2 separate regions of the Homo sapiens genome follow, and region 1 is linked to region 2. Evidence: chromatin loops called from intact Hi-C (ENCODE). Cell type or tissue: heart left ventricle. All regions are shown on one strand. Each heading gives the region's core, and the rest is flanking DNA. Links, peaks and the distances in the headings are about the cores only. Region 1 overlaps APCDD1L (APC down-regulated 1 like). Region 2 has its middle 11 kb from the start of LINC01711.

Evidence for each region. Peaks named below come from ENCODE experiments on the same cell type or tissue, not always from the same donor. Only the 100,000 strongest peaks of a DNase experiment are listed, where the experiment ranks them.
Region 1: it touches region 2 in a loop (2.4-fold over the local background); 2 of 110 quality-filtered maps call a loop at or near these places.

What each region holds. Positions count from the first base shown.
Region 1 is chr20:58,480,342-58,483,248 of GRCh38, forward strand. The region is part of intron 1 of APCDD1L (APC down-regulated 1 like); the gene reads right to left. Among named protein-coding and RNA genes, the nearest start is that of APCDD1L-DT, 34 kb to the right of the region's middle. In heart left ventricle, for the core only: a CTCF peak has its summit at 1,340 (motif pointing right); no DNase peak of the experiment used is centred there; H3K27ac peaks cover 1,196 bases.
Region 2 is chr20:58,622,664-58,625,570 of GRCh38, forward strand. No RefSeq gene overlaps it. Among named protein-coding and RNA genes, the nearest start is that of LINC01711, 11 kb to the right of the region's middle. RefSeq lists an enhancer at 1,250-1,544. In heart left ventricle, for the core only: no CTCF peak of the experiment used is centred there; DNase peaks (open chromatin) are centred at 258 and 1,408.

The DNA of each region.
Region 1 (2,907 bases), core at 142-2,641, 140 kb before region 2:
GTCTGAGGATGTGAGAAGCAGAAGGGCCTTTGGATTAAGAAGCTGCGGGTTGACAGGTGATCAAAGGGACAGGGTTTGGTTAGCTACTGGCCCCCCAGTTCTCCATGAAAAGTCTCAGGTCAGTCTGGACCACGGGATGGAGGACAAAGGTGGGCCTTGCTTGGTACCACCTGGAGAAGGTGACTGCTTCATGTTTGTGTGACATGTGCTTAAGCCACAATGGAAAACGCTGCGTATGAGGAAGCGGCTGGCCACTGAGGATAACTCCCCGAGGCCTCTGCTTAGCCACTCCTGCTGAGGGAAAGGAAGTGCACAGTTCACAGAATGGGAAAGGAATGGGGGCCTGGGGAGACGAGTTCTGGCCCACCAAGCCTGGCTCATAAGCTAGGTTTTTCTGTTTGTTTGTTTAGGAATGTTCCAGAACGAAAACTGTGCACATGAAAACTCTCCCTTGGCCTCATGATAATGCTAATTATTCTTGCTCTGGCTGGAGCTCCCACCCAGTTGGAAACTGGAACATCCCAGCCACAGGCCAGCTGCTTCCAAAGAGCCAAGGAAGCAGGGTGACAGATGGAAGCGTTTCCCTTTTCACCCAGATGTTCCGGTGTTTTGGAGACAAGGCCTCGTTAACTTGACTTTAGCACCTGCGTTCCCAGCTTGCACGTTGGTCTGTAGACATTATTTATACCAAACTTGGCCAATGCTGTCCACTGATGCCAACATCCCACCTGGTGCTTGGAGGAGCCGGTGAGGGGATGATGACAGCTTGTAGCATCACTGCGTAGAAGGGGTTCTGAATGTGCCCAGATCTCACTGAATGTCCTGTTGCCTGCCCTAAGCGGTGTAGTTAGGAGTCAGTGTTTTCCAAACAGAATGTGTATCTGGGAGTCTCCCGTTGGACTGAACTTTTATTAGCTCTCTTGGCAGAAGGCTGAAGCTTTTATTGTTCTATAGAACAGGACTTCGGCAAGATAATCACAAGGTTTTGACACATTCAATAAGAACGAAGGTGTTCGTATACATCATGGCGAAGACCCCTCAGAACCCAGAAAGGGTGCCTGAGAGGGACTCCTGGGATGCCCCCTTGAGCGGCTGAACTCTTCATGGCCTTGGCAACTGGTTCTCCACCAGATCTTCCCCAGAGGGGCCAAGAATCTTGTCGGGCCGCAGAAATATTTAGGTTTTGAGGAGAGAGGGATGGAGGATGGTGGTTTCCATTGAGTACCCTTGGATCTGAGACCTGCCCAAAGATGTCGGGGGTGACTGGGAGGAACCCCAGCGTCGGGGGAGGCACACCACTCACCGAGCTGTTCTTGGGAGCTTCCACAAGGGGGCCCTCTTGAGCTTTGGTTGGGGCGATTGGGAGCCAGTGGCGAACCCTCACCCCGCCGGCTCCAGCTTCGGCCTCCAGCTGAGGGTCACCCAGCCTCCCTCGTTCCACCCAGTCCTTGCGGAAGAAGGAGCCCACCAAGGCCAGCTCTGGTGCCCAAACTTTCTTCCACGTGGGAGATCTTCCTTTCCACTCGCGCAGAGAACGTATTTAGAGACTGAAGGCAAAGGGTGAAGGGTCACCAAGCCTCGCCTCTTTCAGAGAAGTTTGCAACAACACAACAAAAGCTCCAGTTGGAACCACATAAAAGGGCATGTGGGAAGCTTCATAAACAATGAAACAAGACATCTCGGCTCCATGGGCCTCTCCCCAAAGACACATATACGGGGGCCTTTGGGTCAGCTGCGACGGGAAGCACTGAGATTTTAAATGCAAGAAAATTATTACAATTTAACAAATCAATTTTTCTTACATTGTATTGAGATTAAGTTCGTGGTCTCTTTCATACATTCAAAATAAGATATTTCCCTAGAGTGCAATTTTGTGGGAAAACCTACATCATGTTTCGGAAAACCCATTTTGCTAGGAGTTACCAGATTTTAAGATAGATGGTAATATTTAATTATTGCACTATTTTACCGTGTAGAAAATTAATGTGCTTTCGGAGTTTCAGGAGAAAGACCGGCTATAAGTCTGAACCCTATTTTTAAATTACCATATAAATAGAATCCCAAAGACGCAAATATTGGCTTAAGTGTTGCAGACAAGGTACAGGAAAATGTGTTGGCTTCCTAAATGTTAAATAAACAGGCTTGTAATTCTCACCTTCCCTCATGACCCTGGCCCAGCTGGGTTCTTACCCTCGGAAGAGCGCACGTAGCTCAGGAAGGGGACAAAGCGGTGCTAATTGGATGACCACAGCGGGTGAGTCATCAGAGTATCATGGTTACCACCACGATAACAAGATGCACGTTTTTGGTAAAGCTCTGGAGTCTTCGAAGCCCACATTCATGGATCTGCTCGACCCTTATCACAAACCTTCCAGATAGGGGTGATGACTGCCTCCATCTTACAGACCCCAAAACGGAGGCTCAGAAGGGAAAGCCTGACAGTATCTTGCTTCTGTCACACAACCCACAGGTGGAGAGGCCCAAATTCAAAACCGGGTCCGGTAACTGTAAACCCCTAGCCTCCTTCCATCTGCACTTACAGCCCCTGATCTTGGCTCGACATTTATTGAGCACCTACTGTGTGCTTGGCCATGGGGTTGCAGAGCAGAGAGGCATCTACAAGGGCTCAGGGTCTGACATTCCAAGCCAATTATTCTGCCCAGTACTGGTCCAGTTTACCAAAGGGAACTGAAAGAGAAGAGGGGCCTCCAGAGGGGCCCCACTGCCTATGTGTGCCTTGAGGTCTTGCAGGACAAGAAGCTGCTTGACAGATGGAGAGAGCTGTAATGGGCACTCCAGGCAGGAGCTGTAAAGGTAGCAGGGAGGTGTGAACTAGCAGAGAGAGATGGAGGAGGATGTAATTAGTCCATGTGTGATGGTGGCGCCGTGGGGAGGGTTGTCATGGGG
Region 2 (2,907 bases), core at 229-2,728:
CCTTCCTCCACATTACCCCTATGGTTTTCTTCCCCCAAACCCAAGCCTTCTGTGCCTCCCACGCCCACCCCACTTGGTGCCAGCTCGGTGGCTCACTTGTTGTCTGGAGTGTAACTCATCTGTGTACCTGTGGTCTCTACTCCCAGCCTCTGGGTCTACAAAGAGGAGGATTGTGCAGCTCAGACTGAGCAGCTCAGACTGTGCATCCAGCAGACGGTTGTCGGAAGCACAGCTCAGTGACTGATCCTGACCACAGGGGCCAGAGCCAACGCTGTGTGCTGTGGTGTGTCCAGCTGCGATCAGCACTTCACATGGAGGCTCATCCTAGGAAGGGGCATTCACAGTCTCCACGTCTCACAGATGAGGAGTCAAGGCAGACAGAGCTGCACAGCCGCACGTCCGTGGTCACATCGCTGGTTGGCAGGGCTGGGGTAGGATGACCTTGGTCCCAAAACCCATGTGCTTAACCAGGAAGGAAAGGAGGAAGGCATGGGGAGAGGGAGAGAAGAAAAGAAGGAAGGAAGGAATGATGATGGAAGGAAGGAAAGAGGGAGGGGGCTGTGTAGGCATATGAGAATGTGTGTATAGTAAGTGTGGATGTAGATGTGGGTGTGTATGCACATGTGTGTGAATGTGGATGTGAACATGAGTGTGTATGAGGGTGCATGGAGGTGGGTGTGAACCCTGTGCATATGAGTGTGTGCATTCAAGGGTGTGTTTGTGAATGTGGATGTGAATGTGTGTATGAGTGTGTGTGATGTGTGTATATGGGTGGGTGTAAGTGTGTGTGAACTGTGTGTAATGCGTGTGCATTGGAGGGGGTGTGTGCACATGTGTATGAGTGTGTGAGATAGTGTGTGATGTGTGTATACTGTGTGCACGTGTGTGTGTATTGGAGGGTGTGTGTGCATGTGTGTATGTACCAGTGCGTGGGATAGTGTGTGAAGTGTGTGTGAACTGTGTGCATGAGTGTGTGCATTGGAGGGTGTGTGTGTGCACCTGTGTACAAGTGAGTGTGATAGTGTGTGTGAAGTGTGTGTGAACCATGCGCATGAGTATGTACATTGGAGGGTGTGTGTGCACATGTGTGTACGAGTGTGTGTGATAGCGTGTGATGTGTGTGTATACTGTGTGCACATGCATGTGTGCACTGGAAAGTGTGTGTGTGCACCTGTGTACGAGTGTGTGTGATAGCGTGTGATTGTGTGAACTGTGTGCACACACGTGTGTGCATTTGGGGGGTGTGTGCCCTCCCGTGCCCTCTGCCTGAGCGCCCCATCCTCCATGTACTCTGTCCTGCTGGGGTCTCATTAGTGTGCGGAGGGCGTCAGAGCTGGCCAGAGCCGCAGAGCCGCTGACTCACGCAGTGTCTGGAGTGAGTCACTGGCTGAGCCGGAGGCTGCGGGGGCCGCACTCAGCCGGAATCCCTGCTGGCCTCCTGTTCTCATCCGCCCGCTCTGAGTCACCCACACCTATGCTTCGGGCCGTTGTGGAATTAAACTCTCCTCTCCTTGAGGACGATGGGAAAGGGATTGAAGAGCCAGTGGACGCTGTGCCCAGCTGGAACCCGGGGGTCCGAGGGCAGACAGATGTGCTCCCAGCACTGCTCTTCTCAGAAGCTCCGTGGGCTGTGGGCCAGGCTCGAACCATTTCCAGTCCATGTCTCTGGGGTGTCCCCCAGATGCGGGCAGTGGGGCCTCTCTGGCCTTGCTTGAGGCCTGAGACTCTGGGAGGCTCTTCATGGGAAAAGTTGCCCCCATCCCCACCAGGGGCAGCCACCCTCCACAATGGGTTGCTCTTCTGGGCATGGTCCAGAAGCTTCTAGAGAGAAAATGGCAGCACCAACCCCCGACCTCATGAAGCTGACGGTCCAGGGGGAGGGCAGACAGCAAACAGAAACAGACAAATAAGAAGAAGCAGAGCCGACATCAAGGGGCCGTGCTTCATGTGTTTTCAGAGCTACTAGGACTGCCTGGAATGACCATCCACGCTTATTTGTGTACTGAATCAAACCCCATATGGTCAGAGCCATGCTGATCTTGCTGCGTCTCTGTGTTGAGTACAGGGCTTGCATACAGTAAGCACTCAGCAGATGCATGCTGAGTGAAGGCTCGTGTGAACAGCAAGGCAGAAAAGTAGGTGCAATGGTGCAAGAAAGAGCAACTGGGAGAGCTGCTGAAAGAGGGCATCTGAGCAGAGGGAGCAGCCCGAGCCGAGGCCCTGGGGCAGGAACGTGCTTCCATATTCTAGGGAGGTCGGCAGGGCTGGAGAGCAGGGGGAGGCGGTGAGAGGTGCGCTTGCAGAGATGAACCTGTAGGCTGTGATCGGGAGGGTGGATCTTGATTCTCTCCTCCTGATGGGTTGTTCTTCTAGATGCGGCCCAGAAGCTTCTAGAGGAAGATGTCATGGAGCACCAGCCCCAGACTCTTGTCCATCCTCAGAAAGCAGGAAGGTGTGATTCCACGTGCATGCCTGTTATCTGTCAGCTGGTGTTAACGTGCCCACCAGCAGGATGGAGGCCGGCTCGGAAAAGAAGAGCAAGTTTGGAAACATCCTTGAGGGCCAGGGAGCTGGGAAGAGCATGGTAAACGTGAGTCCTCTGCTCTTGGCTGAGCCCAGACCAGACTTACATCTCCATCATTAGGGGCCTCCTTTGGAGACGAGAGAGCAGGCAGAAAGCCTGCCCTGTTGAAAATGGACCTATGTTTTCTAGAAGAAATAGTAGCAGCATAATGACTCTTTAGTGTAGGTAAAAATGTGTTGCCAACACTTAGCAAGAGACTAGGCACCCAGTGACACGGGAGAGGTAGGTTTGGATGAGACACAGCTCAGAATTGTCCAGATCACAGATTGTTTGGGAAGTGGCCTAGTGGCTGTGAGCCTTAAGGGTGACAGCGGAGAGGGCCC